2 separate regions of the Homo sapiens genome follow, and region 1 is linked to region 2. Evidence: chromatin loops called from intact Hi-C (ENCODE). Cell type or tissue: heart right ventricle. All regions are shown on one strand.

Region 1 (8,000 bases), 230 kb before region 2:
CCCTCAAGTATGTCCATTTCAAATTACACATTTGGGGATTAGGACCATGATCACTGGGTGAGTCTGTGGACCCCAGGGGACCAAGTGTGAGCTCGACCTAGGCCTCGACCATTTATTACCTGGTGCCCATTCACCCCTCCTCTAATAGATGGCTCTCCTAATGTCTTAGGTTTCCAGGTACCAATATTAACTTGGGCTCTGTGTCCTCAAACTATATGGGTACCACGCTTTCCCAGTACATAATTACCTAAGTAAATAGTTCTTAGTATTTTGGGGGGAAGACTAGGGGAATCATTGCCATTTATACTTGCTATGGTTTTATAAGGCCTTCCCAGGGATTTAGATTCTCCTTCAATCAATGGGTGCTAGGTCAGAAAACTGGCTCAGGTCTGGAAACTAAAAAAGAGATTTTAAGTTTTTACTGTGGTGGCTACTTTTAGTCTCCTAATCATCTACTCTTGATTTCTTTTGCTTGTATAGATTGGGCAAGACCCTGTTGACTGTCTGTTTGTCTTACCTCCAGGGACATCACGTTCTAGTTGCTGCTTCAATAGCTCTCAGGTCAGGCCTCCTGGGCTTCCACTTCAGCTTTGCTTTTCATGACAATAATTGCACCCACTTTTCTTCTGGTATTTAAGTGTCACCTGACTCTATTATTTTGGAATTCTGTCATTTCCTTCTACTATCAGAGAGCCCAGTTCTGCAACAGGATCTCCCACCTTGCAGAAGACTATCACCAACCACTAAGCTTCTCAGAGATTCTGGTGCCTTCTTGTCAGTGCATTTCTTATTGATTTTATCAACAGTGTGTCCTCCAGGGCTTCCCACCAAACATAGTCATAGAGTGAGTTTCCCAGTTTTGCTAATTATATCCACTGTAGTAGGCCTACTGCTCAAGGTTTCTATCCCTCTTCCACCATCTGCCACAGCAATTCTGGCACTTCTACTTCACTTTGTCCAAGCTTCTAAGGGCCATCCTAGAAATATGTTAGCTTCACCTCCTTAAATAGGGTATTAAATCTGTATTGCAGAAGAGTGCTGCCATATTGATAAACTGTCCCCTAACCAACTTTATGTCCCATGCCCCTTGATCCAGTACCCTTAGAATCTAGTCATTTATGTATTCTCCCAGCTCCTGCCAGCGCATATTGGAATGTATGCATATGCATATATGTCCGGTGGCTCCTGCTGGCTGTAATCCCTTTCCTCTCTTAGCAGGCCCAGCACAGTTGGGTTACGTTGTGACATATTTCTGATTATTGGTCAGGAGGGGAGTTGAGAACATATCCTTGAGGAGTGTGCATGCTGTCTCGCAAGGCAAAGGACTTTGCATTGGCTTAAACCAAGGGGTGTTCCTTGGGGGTGGTGGTGCACATCAGAGTACCATCTTTTAACAGGAAGGAGTGGGTTGCTTCTGCAGACCCAGAGGATACAGGAGAATCTGGGGATTCAAGAGTTTCTAATACATTAACACAGTTTTGATAGCGATAGGAGTCAGCCAAATGCTGAGGCAGATAGGGGTGGGTCCCTGGTGAAACCCCACCTTCAAGTCAAAAACAGCTTGAAGGCTGAAAAACTAGATTGCTGGTCCCAGATGAAACCGGTGACCCAGAATGAGAACTTCTGTTCCTGTTTGCTCACCCTTTCCCTATTGATTCTTTCTGAATAATACTTTTTAACCAATTGAGTGTTGCCTTTTCCAATACTACCTATGGCCTGCCCCTCCCCATTCTGAGTCCATAAAAATCCCCAGACCCACCTACGCAAGGAGGAGAGAACCACCTGACTGTGGGGGTGAGGGACCATCCCCTGTGTCCCCTCTCCACTGAGAGCTGTTCGGTCGCTCAGTAAAATTCTTCTCTGCCCTCCTCACCCTTCAATGTGCAGCATATCCTCAATCTTCTTGGGTGTGGTACAAGAGCTTGAGAATCACCAAATGTGGGTACAAGCTATAACACAGACAAGCTGAGGCACACCAGCATAGCCAAGCAAGCCCTGGGCGGACATCACTGGCTGGAGGTCCCAGGCTTGCAAAGTGACCAAGAAGAAAAAATCCTACATCAGTTGTCCACATCCCATGTATTGCAGTTCCATTCCTTCATAATTAGGGCTCTGACCTTGGCAGAGCTGGTCTGTGGAACTCAGAACTCAACCTTCTCTGAAACTCTGTGCTTCCATAATTAAATCCTAAATTCATTCCTCAGGTTTTTCTGCACTCCAATGATAGGAGATGAGGGTATCTTTTTATGCTTCTGAGGATGTCCTCTGGAATTCTGACTTAGCCTGTAAGAGGTGATTAATTACCCTCAGCCTTTTACGGTCTTGCCCCAAAGAATAGATTATTTCCTAACAACAACTATCTAGTTCTATTGTCTTTATAATGACTATTGCCCTGTATCTCTCAAATGCCTGATACACTACTTGCCAGTAAGTCCTATTCTACCAGCCATCCTTCCATGTACACCATGGTGGAGTTTTAATAGTTGCAGCAGTACAGCGGGCCTGAGGCCATTTGTGCACCCCCAACCACCAGCGGCTGGTCCTCACAGCTGGCTGGCCAGTGGATGATTCCACCCTCAAATCTCAATTTACAAACAGTCTTCATTCTTGGATGAATCCCCACACTGCCACAGATCAGATTTCCTGGGCATCAGACTCTGAGAAGGAGACCGGGTGCAAGAGGTGCATGGTGACACATGCCTGTAATCCCAGCTTGGGAGGCTGAGGCAGAAGAATTGCTTGAATCTGGGAGGCGGAGGTTGCAGTGAGCTGAGATCATGCCATTACACTCCAGCCTGGGCATCAAGAGCGAAATTCTGTCTCAAAAAAAAAACAACAACAACAACAACAACAAAAAAGAGGTTTATCGGGGAGTGCTTTTAAAATTAACTCCCAGGGGAAGGGAAGGGAGCATGATGGGGCAACAGGAGAAGTTAAGCTGTGATGTAGTCACATCAAAAGCCTGAACCAATCCCACTGGTCCTGTGGAGCTGAGATGGCTCATAGCCATCCCACACTGGGGCAAGGGGGCTAGATATTTATACACCCTGTCTTTACTAGTTGTGTTCAACAGCTGAGGGCAATCTCCAGAGAGGGCCTCAGCTACCAGCTGTGAGTTGTCAACACTCTGAGCGAATGAGGAAATAAGTGACCCAGTCCCGAAAGGGGTTGGAAGTGGGTATCTGAGGGGCACACCACAGCATCCTCTCTGAGAGAGTCATTCTTGACCTAAAGCAGGATCCAAGTGCAGACCCAAAGCAGAACTCATACCTTGAGTGTGTGGTTCAAATGCCACTCAGTAAACATGTAGGATTCTTTCAAAACTCATGTATTGTTGGAGTTGGAAAGCCCTTAGAGGATATTCCGTTTCAGACCCCACTCGTCATGGATGAGAAATTTAGACACAGTTTGACCCAAACAGAGCTTTTGACTTCCAGTATTGCTCTTTCTGCTATGGCTTTCTGGTTTTGACTTTATAAAATTCTGAAAATCTTTCTCTTTCTATCTGCTGAAGGAGTCTAAATGGTGATACTTAATTTGGCAAAAAACCAATTACATCTTTGTTATTATCTCAGGATGCAAGAGATGGAATGGCGATTGAACAGTGATCACCTCCACAAAAGAAAGTTATCAGTGATGGTCTGGGCAGGGTGGCTCACGCCTGTAATCCCAGCACTTTGGGAGGCCAAGGCGGGAGGATTGCCTGAGCTCAGGAGTTCGCGACCAGCCTGGGCAACACAGTGGAAACCCGTCTCTACTAAAATAAAAAAAATTAGCTGGGCATGGCGGCATGTGCCTGTAGTCTCAGCTACTTGAGAGACTGAGGCAGGATAATTGCTTGAACTCAGGAGGCGGAGGTTGCAGTGAGCCGAGATTGTGCCACTGCTCTCCAGCCTGGGTGACAGAGCAAGATGCCGTCTGAAAAAAAAGAAAGTTATCAGTGATGGATATAAAGTATCATTTTATGTAATAGTCATAAAGCATTAAATTATTTATCCTCAATTGTTAAGCTGGGTGATATGTACATGGGACTTTAGGGCTTATTGTGTTATTTTACATGCAATTTTATATGTTTAAATTTTTCCTTAATAAAAACTTGACAAAATTATTTAGCCCTTGTTTGTTTGTTTTAAAGAGATAGGGTCTCACTATGTTGCCCAGGCGGATCGTGAACTCCCGGGCTCAAGCAATCTCCTGCCTTGGCCTCCCAAAGTGTTGGGATTAGAGGCATGGGCCACTGTGCCCGGTCTCCCTTGTTTTCCTATAAATACATGATGCCTAGTCTATACATTGAAAGAAATTTATTTCCTCTAAATATAAATGATTTAACAGTCATTTATGTAGCACTTACTCTGGGCTTAAACACTGTGCTAAGTTCCAAAGAAAGAAACAAAGATGAATTCGACAGGTTAATCAATTTTTTGCAAGTGAAATAAAACCTGACATTTGTAGTCCTAAATAATTGGGGTTTCATTTTCTTAAACTCTAAGAAGTCTGGAGAAATATAGTCCAGAGATAGTGTAGTGCCTTAATGACATCATCAAAGACCTAGGTCCTCCTTTTCCCCCAGGTATTTCTGGGAGTCATTGGGAGTCATCAGATAAGGTTGCCAGATAAAATACAGGACACACAGTTAAAATAAAATACAGGACACGCAGTTAAATTTGAGTTTCAGGTAAATAACAAATAATTCCTCTTAGCATGACTATATCCCATGCAATATTTGGGATATATGTATACTAAACATTTTTTTTATATTCATCTGGAATTCAATATTAACTAAGTGTCCTGGGTTGTTTTGTTTTGTTTTGTTTTTTTGCTTTGTTTCTTTTTTTGAGATGGAATCTCACTCTGTTGCCTAGGCTGGAGTGCAGTAGTGGATCTCGACTCACTGAAACTTCTGCCTACTGGGTTCAAGCGGTACCCTTTCCTCACCCTCCCAAGTAGCTGGGACTACAGGTGTGCGCCACCATGCCCAGCTAATTTTTTTATATTTTCAGTAGAAATGGGGTTTCACCATGTTAGCCAGGCTGGTCTTGAACTCCTGACGTCAGGTGATCCGCTCACCTCAACCTCCCAATGTGCTGGGATTACAGGCCTGAGCCACCGTGCCTGGCCCTCTGTTTTTATTTGTTAAATCTTGCAATGCTCCCTTTAGGGAGCAGCTCACATGTGTTCATGACAAATACTATCAGTTACTCCCTCAGCCCATGTTTTCTAGAAAAACAGAGCAGAGGCAAGCCTCACATGCTACAGCTCAATGTAAATCCCAGGGCGGGGGCAAGGCAGGGAAGGAAGGAAAGCAAATGCAAGGTGGCACTTGGATTAGCAGCCCACAGCTTCCAAGGAAAGAGAGCAGCTGCTCAGCTGTGCAGAATGTTGTCTAGACAGGCCCTGTAGAAACCCATGCCCTGGAAATGTCCCTCTTAGTGAAAAAGGAGAGGGCTATATCTGCCAGGTCTTTCACCTTCTGTCATTGTTAAGATTCACTATACAGGGTGTTGGTTCCCCTACTCTTCTGGTTGAGTTATGTGGCTACTCTATGCAGTTAATAGGGAGGCCAGATCCCATGTCCTCCAATGTGGTCTTCACCTGAGCCCAGAAGTGTGAGAGGAGCCACAGCAGCTGTGGGTCTAGTCAGGAAAAATTTGGACACCTGTGCTGTCCCCATAAGCATTATAGAAGCCATGTAGAAGCAGGCTGTCTCCAGGGGGAGGCTGAAGCTGCTGGCAGTATGAGGAGATGAAGTGATGATGACCACAGCAGCAAGCACACTGGCAGCCACAGCCCTGGGGCGAGGAGACTGGTGTACGCATCACATGGACCATGTTCTCACCTCCTCCTGCTAGAGCTTCCTCTGCTGGGGATCTCCTGCAGACACTACTGCCCTTGCAAGATATCACTACTTCTTCTGGCCTCTTCACATGCATCTGAAGGGGCCACTGTGGCAGACCCCACAATTCCTGGCAGGGGGCTTCTGCCACCTTCTGTGCCACTGGAGCCCCTAAATGCTATGGTAGAAAAGGAAGATGGCCTCTCTTTTCCTGAATTTGTTTCATACTATTTTAGGTGGTTACCTTTGGGGACATTTTCCGAATCAAGTGTCAGCAAAATCACACTCAAACCGACCATGGCAAAAAATAAGTAAGCAACCAAAAGGAAGATACTATTTATGTTACTGAAGACATTTCTTAGAAGATGACATACAAATGGCCAATGGGTATTTGAGAAATGCTCAACATCACTAATCATCAGGAAAATGCAAATCAAAACCACAATGAGATATCATATGACCCCGGTTAGAATAGCTATTATCAAAAAGTAAAAAAAAAAAAATGCTGCTGAGAATATGGAGAAAGGGGAACACACACTGTTGGTGGGAATGTAAATTAGTACATCTATTACAGGAAACAATATGGAGGTTCCTTAAAAAGCTAAAAATAGAATTACCATATGATCCAGCAATCCCCCTGCTGGGTATATCTTTGAAAGAAAGGAAATTAATATATCAAAGAGACATCTGCACTCCCATGTTTATTGGAGCACTATTCATAATATCAAAGATGTAGAATCAACCTAATTGTCCATCAGCGGGAGAATGGATAAAGCAAATATGGCATATATACACAGTGGAATACTATTTGGCCATGGAAAATAATGAAATCCTGTCATTTACAGCAACATGGATGGAACCGGAGATCATTATGTTAAGTAAAATAAGCCAGGCACAGAAAGACAAATATCACATGTTCTCATGCATATGTGGGAACTAAAAAAGTGAACCTCATGGACATGGAAAGTAGAATGGTGGCTACCAGAAGCTGGGAAAGGAAGTGGGAGGAAGATCAAGAGAAGTTGGTTAATGGGTACAGAGATACAGTTAGATAGAAGGAATAAGTTCTAGTATTTTATAGTGTAATGGGAAGTTATAGTTAAAATTTTTTTTTTTTTGAGACAGAGTCTTGCTTTGTCACCCAGGCTGGAGTGCAGTGGCGTGATCTCAGCTCACTGCAACCTCTGCCTCCTGGGTTCAAGTGATTCTCCCACCTCAGCCTCCCAAGTAGCTGGGACTACTAATTTTTGTATTTTTAGTAGAAAGGGGGTTTCACCATGTTGGCCAGGCTGGTCTCGAACTCCTGACCTCAGGTGATCTGCCCTCCTTGGCCTCCCAAAGGGCTGGGATTACAGACATGAGCCACCATGCCTGGCCTATAGTTAATAACTTATTGTGTATTTCAAAATAGCTAGAAGAGAAGAATTTTAATGTTCCCAACACAAAGAAAAGAAAAATGTTTGATGTGATGGATATCCAGTTACCCTGATTTGATCCTTACACATTGTATACATGTATCAAAATATCTTATGTACCCCAAAATATGTACAACTAATATAATTAAAAATAAAAAAGTATAGTGTTCAAAAAAAAAATCCCAAGAGGAGCTTTACGTTCAGATGTGGCTGGGCTCAGAGCTCGAGTGTTGTCTTCTGGGTTCTTTCTAACTCTTTGCTCTGCCCTTCCCTGTGTTGCCAGCATTCTTAGGCTCTAGGCAGGGGCAAACCATCATAACCTAACGGCCTCCAAGGCAGTACAAGGAAAGCCTCTCTTCTGGGAGTTCTGCAGAGGAGTCTTGGGTTTCTTCTCATCAGACCAGCTCAGGCAAGGAGCCCACTCCTAAGCCAGGGAATGAACTATGCCCACTGCCCAAGGCTGAGTCATGTGTTGCACCCCAACAACATGACTAGGAGAGGGCGGGGAAGTCAGGGAGTGTTGCTGCACCAAGGGAGAGGATGCTGGGAGATAAACAAAGAAATATTGGCCGCAGATTGGCCACAAACAAAGAAGGACTGCTTGTGCCTCCACTCCTCAAAGAGTTTTAATGTACACCCCCCTTCTCTATAGGACCAAGCTGTAAGTTCCTGGGGACTGTTCCTGGGGCAGACTAACAGAAGAAAGCAATCTTAGTCAAAATCTTCCCTCTCCAACAACTAAGCCTGCTTAC
Region 2 (8,000 bases):
CAACACATAGGCATATAATTTGTAAACTACAGAAAATCAAAGATAAAAAATTTTAGGTCAGGCACGGTGGTTCACACCTGTAATCCCAGCACTTTGGGAGGCAGAGGTGGGCAGGTCACTTGAGGTCAGGAGTTCAAGACCAGACTGGCCAACATGGTGAAACCCTGTCTTTACTAAAAATACAAAAATTAGTCAGGCATGTTGGCGGGCACCTGTAATCCCAGCTACTCAGGAGTCTGTGGCAGGAGAATTGCTTGAACCCAGGAGGTGGAGGTTGCAGTGAGTCAAGATCACGCCACTGCACTCCAGCCTGGGTGACAGAGTGAGACTCCATTTCAAAAAAAAGAGAAAAACAAAAAGTTTTAAAGAAGCCCAAGGGACTTCTATAAAGGAACAACAACAAAAAAAGAATTGCCTTTCACTTTTCCTCAGAAACCATGCAAGCAAGAAGACAGTGCCATGACCTGTTGACAGGAAAAAAATCCCTAGAATTCTTTACCCAGTGAAATTATCCTTCAAAATTGAAGACAAAATAAAGACTTCTCAAACTAAAATTGAAGGAAGTTGTTGCTAATAGCTCTGACTTGCAAGAAATGTTAAAGAAATTCTTTAGAGAGAAGGAAAATATGTAGTTCAGAAACTTAGATCTACATAAAGAAAGAAAGCATTGAAGAAGGAGTAAGTGGAGGTAAAATAAAAATTTTCCTTTTCTTATTCTAAAAGATGACAGTTTGTTCAAAATAACAGCAACAATGTGTTCAATTATTCAATTATGTCTACTTATGTAAATACATCTCCTAAGCAGAGATCCCAGACCAGACCACCCAGGCTTTGGACCCGCCAAACTGTGAGTTAAGAAGTGGTGTTGTTTTGGCCTTGGCATGGTGGCTTACACCTGTAATCCCAGCACTTTGGAAGGCTGAGGTGGGTGGATCACTTGAGGTCAAGAGTTCAAGACCAGCCTGGCTAATGTGGTGAAATCCCCATCTCTACTAAAAATACAAAAATTAGCCAGGCATGGTGGCACGTGCCTGTAATCCCAGCTACTTGGGAGGCTGAGGTACGAGAATTGTTTGAACCCGGGAGGCGGAGGTTGCAGTGAGTCGAGATTGCGCCACTGCACTCCAGCCTGGGTGACAAAGGGAGGCTCTGTTAAGAAGTGGGTGTTGTTTTAAGCTGTTTACTTTGTGGTAATGAGTGACAGAGCAATAGAAAACTAGTACACCTGTGCTCAGTGTTTACAAGAACAAGGCAAACGTGTCAACCCAACACCAGAGATTTAGCCCTTTATTCTCTTGGGGGCTTGCCCATGCCAGGTTGTAAACTCTTGGAGGTGTTTAATTTGCTCACTCTTGCGCCCCAGCACTCTTGTATTAATATGCTTAATACATATTTGAATTTTTTAAATTGTCGTGTGGAATGATTTGTCTACCAGGATGCTTTATCACAGCAATAGCAATAAAATCATACAGAAAAGTTCTATCCAATAATAATTAGGCCATACAATCATATATCTGTAAGATAAAGTACCATGCTTCCTTTTAAATCGTGATGTGAAAAACAATTTAATGACAGGAAATTATTCATAATATATTTAATAGCAAATTACAAAATAGAGAAATGTGCATGCACACACACAGAAAAATACTTGAAAAGTGGGATCTCAATATACAAAAAGTACTTATCTCTGAGTAGTAAGGTTATGGGCAATTTATATTTTCTTTCTTACTTTGGGGAAGTGCCTTCAAAAACTTCTATTATAAAAATATATGAATTCTATAATGAGAAAATAATTAGCACAGGAAGTAGACAGAGATCCATTTAAGGCATATTTTATACTGGAAACTGGAGAATAGGCCTCACCTTGAGTAGCTCCTCCCCACTGGCTTGGGCATTCTCTGACTGTTCTTTGATTTGTTTTTGAAGGTGAAGAACTTGCCCCTCCATGTACCTAGATATTCCGTCATAGTAAGTAAGTGTCATGGTTCTTCTTGGCAAAAGATTTTTAGCTCTATTGGAAAATTTGTAAAAGTTGTCCCATTCCTGAAGTCTGGCATACCTGCATTACCACAAGAGAATAAGAAAAATCAGTATCACCCATTAGGAATAGGCTGGCTTTCTGAAATGTCTCTCTGGATGTGCAGCTTCCTTTACCTGGGTCTCTGGAAGTGTGTAGTCTCCTGCCTACCCCTGCTTCACACTCCCTAAAAAAGCAGGAAATTATGTGATACAGAGCAAGGAAATAATAAATTTTTTTGATGACTTGAGATGAATAGAATCCTTGGAAACACTCAGGTAATATTAGCCACCATTGAACTCTTTGGCTTTGGCTTTTTTTCTTTTTTTGAGACGAAGTCTTGCTCTTGTCCCCCAGTCTGGAGTGCAATGGCACAATCTTGGCTTACTGCAACCTCTGCCTCCTGGGTTCAAGTGATTCTCCTGCCTCAGCCTCCCGAGTAGCTGGGACTACAGGTGTGTACCACCACGCCCAGCTAATTTTTTGTATTTTAAGTAGATACGGGGTTTCACCATGTTGGCTAGGCTGGTCTCGAACTCCTGACCTCAGGTGATCCACCCGCCTTGGCCTCCCAAAGTGCTGGGATTACAGGCTGTGCCACCATGCCCGGCCACTTTGGCTTTTTAAATTAAAAAGTGAGGGAGATCAGACACTTGGAGCTGTGGATTCTGGGGCTTGAAGAAATTGTTCCAATACCAAAGAGAGATGATTTAGGCCAGTACTGCTCAAAATGTAGTCCACAGACTGGCATCATCAGTATCACCTGGATTCTCATTAATGCAGGTTCTCTGGTTCAGTCCAGGTCTACTGAATCAGACAGGCTCTGGGGGTGTGGCATCTCTGAGTTAACAAGCTCTCCAGGTGATTTTTTTTTTAACCCTTCAAAGTAATTAAAAATAAGACATTTATTCCAACAATTCTTACATTGCATGAAATACCTCTTTAATATTCTACCTGCATTTGGAACTACCTTCAGAGTATATGGTACAATCCTTTGAATATTTTCTGTGTAGAAAATCCGATTTTTTTTTTTTTTTTTTTTTAGATGGAGTTTCACCCTTGTTGACCAGGCTGGAGTACAATGGCACGATCTCAGCCCACTGCAACCTCTGCTTCCCTGGTTGAAGCAATTCTCCTGCCTCGCTGGGATTACAGGCGCCTGCCATCACGCCTGCCTAATTTTTTATATTTTTAGTAGAGACACGGTTTCACCATATTGGCCAGGCTGGTCTCGAACTCCTGACCTCAGGTGATCCACCCACCTCAGCCTCCCAAAGTGCTGCGATTACAGGCGTGAGCCACTGCTCCTGGCCTGCTTATGATTTTTTTATTTTTTATTTTTTTTTATTTTTTGAGACCCAAGTTTTGCTCTTGTTGCCCAGGCTGGAGTGCAATGGCGCGATCTTGGCTCACCGCAACCTTCGCCTCCTGGGTTCAAACAATTCTCCTGCCTCAGCCTCCCAGGTAGCTGGGTTTACAGGCATGCGCCACCATGCCTGGCTAATTTTTTTGTATTTTTAGTAGAGATGGGGTTTCTCCATGTTGGTCAGGCTGGTCTTGAACTCCCGACCTCAGGTGATCTGCCGGCCTCGGCCTCCCAAAGTGCTGGGATTACAGGTGTCAGCCACCGCGCCCGGCATGATTTTCTAATAGCCAAATATTTAAAGCCAAATCGGATCAACAGTAGGCAAAACATCTTCTCCAGGCCATCAACTTCATCTTCATCTGTGCTGTATTCTTCCATTGTTTTGCCACTAACAAAGTGGATGACTCTCCTTGGGACTTTCTTCTTTTTTCCTATGACTCCCAGTTCTACGTTTCAAAGCCTCTTTCGTTACTCATCCTTGAGATAAAATTTGGCTATGGTTGTCCTGACATCAACGTTTCCTTTTGGACCATGACTCAGCTTTTTGGATCCCTTAATTTCCTGCCCCGCAGATTCCCCGAATGCCGCGGCGGCCGCAGCTCCCGAGGCTGCGACGGCTTCTCCTCGTTCCACAGGGCCCACTGGGTCCTGGTCCATCGTCGTCGCCACCACAGGGCTGCTGGCGCCGCAGCGCCGGCCGCCTAGCCAAGTCTCTGGGAAGGGGACTAGCCGGCCTTGAGGGGCGGGGCCGGCCAGAGGGGCGGGGCCAGCCCGCGCCTCGCCTAGCCCGCCTGGCTCAGCACCCCGAGAGCTGGCCGACTGCCCTCCAGGTGATTTTTATGCCCACTAAAGTCTGAGCAGCATTGGCCTAGGACACAGCTGTTTAAAAAATTCTCCTGCTGAGATAGACAAGAAAAATAAATTTGGATGATTTCTGGACTTTAGATTCCTTAACCTTTAACTCACATTGGTAAGTTATTTGATTTTGAACTTTAATTGGCAAGAGTAATCAATTTTTGGATTTTAATTTCTCCTCATTAATTTTAATAATAAGAGGGGATTTCTTGCCAGGTGCAGTGGCTCATGCCTGTAATCCCAGCATTTGGGAAGGCTGAGGTAGACGGGACCTGAGCCCAGGAGTTGGAGACCAGCCTGGGCAACATCACGACATCCCATCTCTACAAAAGATTAAAATTAGCCAGGCGTGGTGGTATGTGCCTGCAACTCCAGCTACTCAGGAAGCTGAGGTGTTTGGGAGGATCACTTGAGCCTGGGAAGGCGAGGCTGCAGTGATCCGCGATCGCACCACGGGACTCCAACCTGGGTGACACAGCAAGACTGTCTCAGAAAGAAGGAAGGGGTGGATTTCTATTCCAATTTGGAGCTGTTCTAACTTGTAGCATTTTATATAGGAATGTCTTCATATTGTCATTTAGTCTCATCACAAACCTCTGATAGACCATACGGTTGCATATAATTAAGATAGGAAATAAAATAATAGGGGGCGATTTTCAGTCTTGGGGATAGTCATGGAAATAATTTAATGAATGTTCTGTTCTGACCCATTTTAGAACCTTAGCATTCATCTCCTTCCTTAAGGGTATGACCATAATAGCTACATGCTTAACTGAGTTAAAAACGTAGTAGGTTAAAGGAATTGAGCCTTAGGCTTAATGAGTTAATGGGGTGCGGGGAGAATGCTGCTTCCTCACTCCTGAAATTTCCTTCCATGTAAGGGGCCTCTATTTGGTGCAAAGCACCAGAACTCTTTCCCCGCTTTACTTGCCCTTTCAATGATAAGGAGAGATCTTGCTGGTGATTTGGGAGATGAATTGGGCAAGTATAACTCAGTCCGTGTCTCTCTCTATCTTGAGAGCCAGTGAAGCCAACAGGGAGTGTGATACTGATCTCTCTGCTACAAGAGGCCTGCCTCCATGTGAGTAGACCTACAGTTTTCCAGAACTGCCTGCTGCTGAATGGGTTAAGTCTAATTCCAGTGCTCAATATTACGAAGCCCGCTTTCGTGAAGATATAAGCCATGTCTTCCAACATTGGCTTTGTCAATCCATGTGATTAGATATGGGCAGGTGCCGGGTGGGCAAGTGGTGCTATTCATTAGTCTTCCTCAAACCCCAGCACCCCTCTGAAGAAAGCAATCTTTTCTTATTTATCCCTGTATCACCACAACATGATATGTTTGCGATAAATGTTTATTGCATGGATGTAATTGAGATAAATTTACTTTTCTGTCCTTGGCCAAGGGGGATGAACTAGTTGATCCCTAACATGTCTCTCTGTGTAAATATCCTCTGACACCCTTAAGCTGTCTCAGGTATAAATTATGAATACTTTCTAAAAGATTTTTCAAGAACTCTTCCTTGGGATTCAACATTTTCACTTTGGGAATTTAGTGATATGCCACACATTGTTACCAGATAGCTACAGAGGAATAAAGTCCCAGGAGGAGTCCACTGTGGAACTTGAGGATTCTGTTGTTTTCGTATTGGTGTATGAATTCCAAACATTCTTCAAATGTTCTATAAACAAAACCTAAGAGAGAGAGGAATGGGTGAGAGTTATTAGTAGGTGTGGGTGATCATCTTTCTAGCCTAGTCACTCTCAGTTGAATTTCCCACTGCAGGGAGAGTTGCCTCTGATTATTGTATGAATCCAGAGGGTCCCGTGGATTGCAACAACCTCATGACTGGATTGCCCTGTGTTTGCTGAGTCCTACCTATTGGGGAGTGTTATGGATATATACTACAGTTCCACAGTACCGACCAGGCAGGTGTGGGGTTTAAACTAATCCTTCCTGGCCTTAGTGCAGCCTAGGACTTCTCTGTCTCTCCACACATGCTTCCTTTGTTGATGGCAATGTCTGCATCCCCTTTCAAGATCACATGTGGGGAAAACAATTCAGGTTGGTTCCTGTGGTTTAGTGTGTACACTTCAAGTGACCTACTTGGTGTCACTTGAAGGTTATCAGGAAGTAACTTATTTTCCAAATCACCAATAGCTACCAGCCTGGAACTCTCACCTCAAGCAATCTAGTCCTTCATTCTAAAGCGTGAAGTCTCTAAGTACATCCTGCTAAAAGTTAAAAACCCCTGGTAAAAGGCACATAGTAAGACAGTCAGCCACTATCACTTAGGTGCAAATTGATCTGACAGTTTAACTGGCAGCTCATATCCATCAGGTTCCTTCAGACTTAATTCTCCTTCTTGCCGTGCCTTTACAATCTCGGCACCTGCTAGACAGTGCTTCAGCTCACACAACCAGCCTCTCTCCATCCCTGCCCTGTAAGTCCACCAGCCAGAAACCTAGTGGTCCCAAAGCCCCAACCTGAGAGCTGCCACACCACACCAGCACAGGTATCAACACCCCCAAGTTCTTTTACATCCCAAACCCACACTTACCAGAATAAAGCAGGATGTCCAAGCAGACAAAATAGAAAAATGCCTTGCTGAAGATGTGTTCCTGTGTTACAGAAAGCTCCCACAGCCGCCCCAGCACCTGGATCAATTGCGGGTATCTATGGAAAAGAAAAGGTAGTGGCCATTAAAAAGTGGTGGATATTGTAATCCCAGCACTTTGGGAGGCTGAGGTGGGTGGATCACGAGGTCAGGAGTTCGAGACCAGCCTGGCCAACATGGTGAAACCCCATCTCCACTAAAAATACAAAAATTAGCTGGGCATGGTGGCGGGCGCCTGTAATCCCAGCTACTTGGGAGGCTGAGGCAGGAGAATCGCTTGAAACCAGAAGGCGGAGGTTGTGGTGAGCCAATAACGCACCACTGCACTCCAGCCTGGGCAAAAGAGCGAAACTCCATCTCAAAAAAAAAAAAAAAAAAAAGCAGTGGATATAATGGACTTTGGGGCCTCGGAGGGGAGGGGAGGAGGGAAGTGAGGAATAAAAGACTACATGTTGGGTATGTGTACACTGCTCGGGTGACAGGTGCACTAAAATCTCAGAATTCACCTCTATAAAATTCATCTATGTGACCGAAAACCATTTATACCCCCAAAGCTATTGAATAAAAAAAGCAGTGGATAGGATGAGGTTCAGTAAAGTCCCTTCCTGGTCTAGTCTTGGTCCTTCTCAGTAATTCGGAACCAAATATACCTCTTAAACAGATTTCAAACACACCCCTATCCAGGACTAAAACCTCAATCTCAAATTGGCTCTTTTTTCAAATTGTTCTTTCCTGGGTCCTCTATATCAGGGTGACCAGAGTCAGAGCAAATTGGCCTTGACCTCTAGTCCTGGTTGCTATTCTCTGGCCATTTGCCTCCCTGGAAGACTTTTCCCTTTGTCTCCACCTGACAGAAGTGGAGGCCTGATTCCCACAGCTGGGATGACTGTCTGACTACCCTCTGATCACTGGCCAGAGCAACCAGATTAGAGATGATGCAAGGCAAAGAATTCTGTTTAAAATAAAAAAGACAAGGCCTGGCGCAGTGGCTCATGCCTGTAATCCCAACACTTTGGGAGGCTGAGGTGGGTGGGTCACTTGAGGTCAGGAGTTCAAGACCAGCCTGGCCAACAGGGTGAAACCCCCTCTCTTCTAAAAAATACAAAAATTAGCTGGGTGTGGTGGCACGTTGCCTGTAATCCCA

What was found. Peaks named below come from ENCODE experiments on the same cell type or tissue, not always from the same donor. Only the 100,000 strongest peaks of a DNase experiment are listed, where the experiment ranks them.
Region 1: a loop joins it to region 2, with 4 times the contacts of the local background. A loop is called at or near these places in 7 of 110 quality-filtered maps.

Annotation. Positions count from the first base shown.
Region 1 is chr1:167,581,741-167,589,740 of GRCh38, forward strand. No RefSeq gene overlaps it. Among named protein-coding and RNA genes, the nearest start is that of CREG1, 32 kb to the left of the region's middle. In heart right ventricle, no CTCF peak of the experiment used is centred here; no DNase peak of the experiment used is centred here.
Region 2 is chr1:167,816,209-167,824,208 of GRCh38, forward strand. ADCY10 (adenylate cyclase 10) reads right to left here. Exons shown (of 33, transcript NM_018417.6): 29 at 6,800-6,915; 30 at 5,816-5,933; 31 at 1,864-2,059. Among named protein-coding and RNA genes, the nearest start is that of ADCY10, 94 kb to the right of the region's middle. RefSeq lists a silencer at 4,076-4,225. In heart right ventricle, no CTCF peak of the experiment used is centred here; a DNase peak (open chromatin) is centred at 4,153; H3K4me3 peaks cover 879 bases; H3K27ac peaks cover 1,471 bases.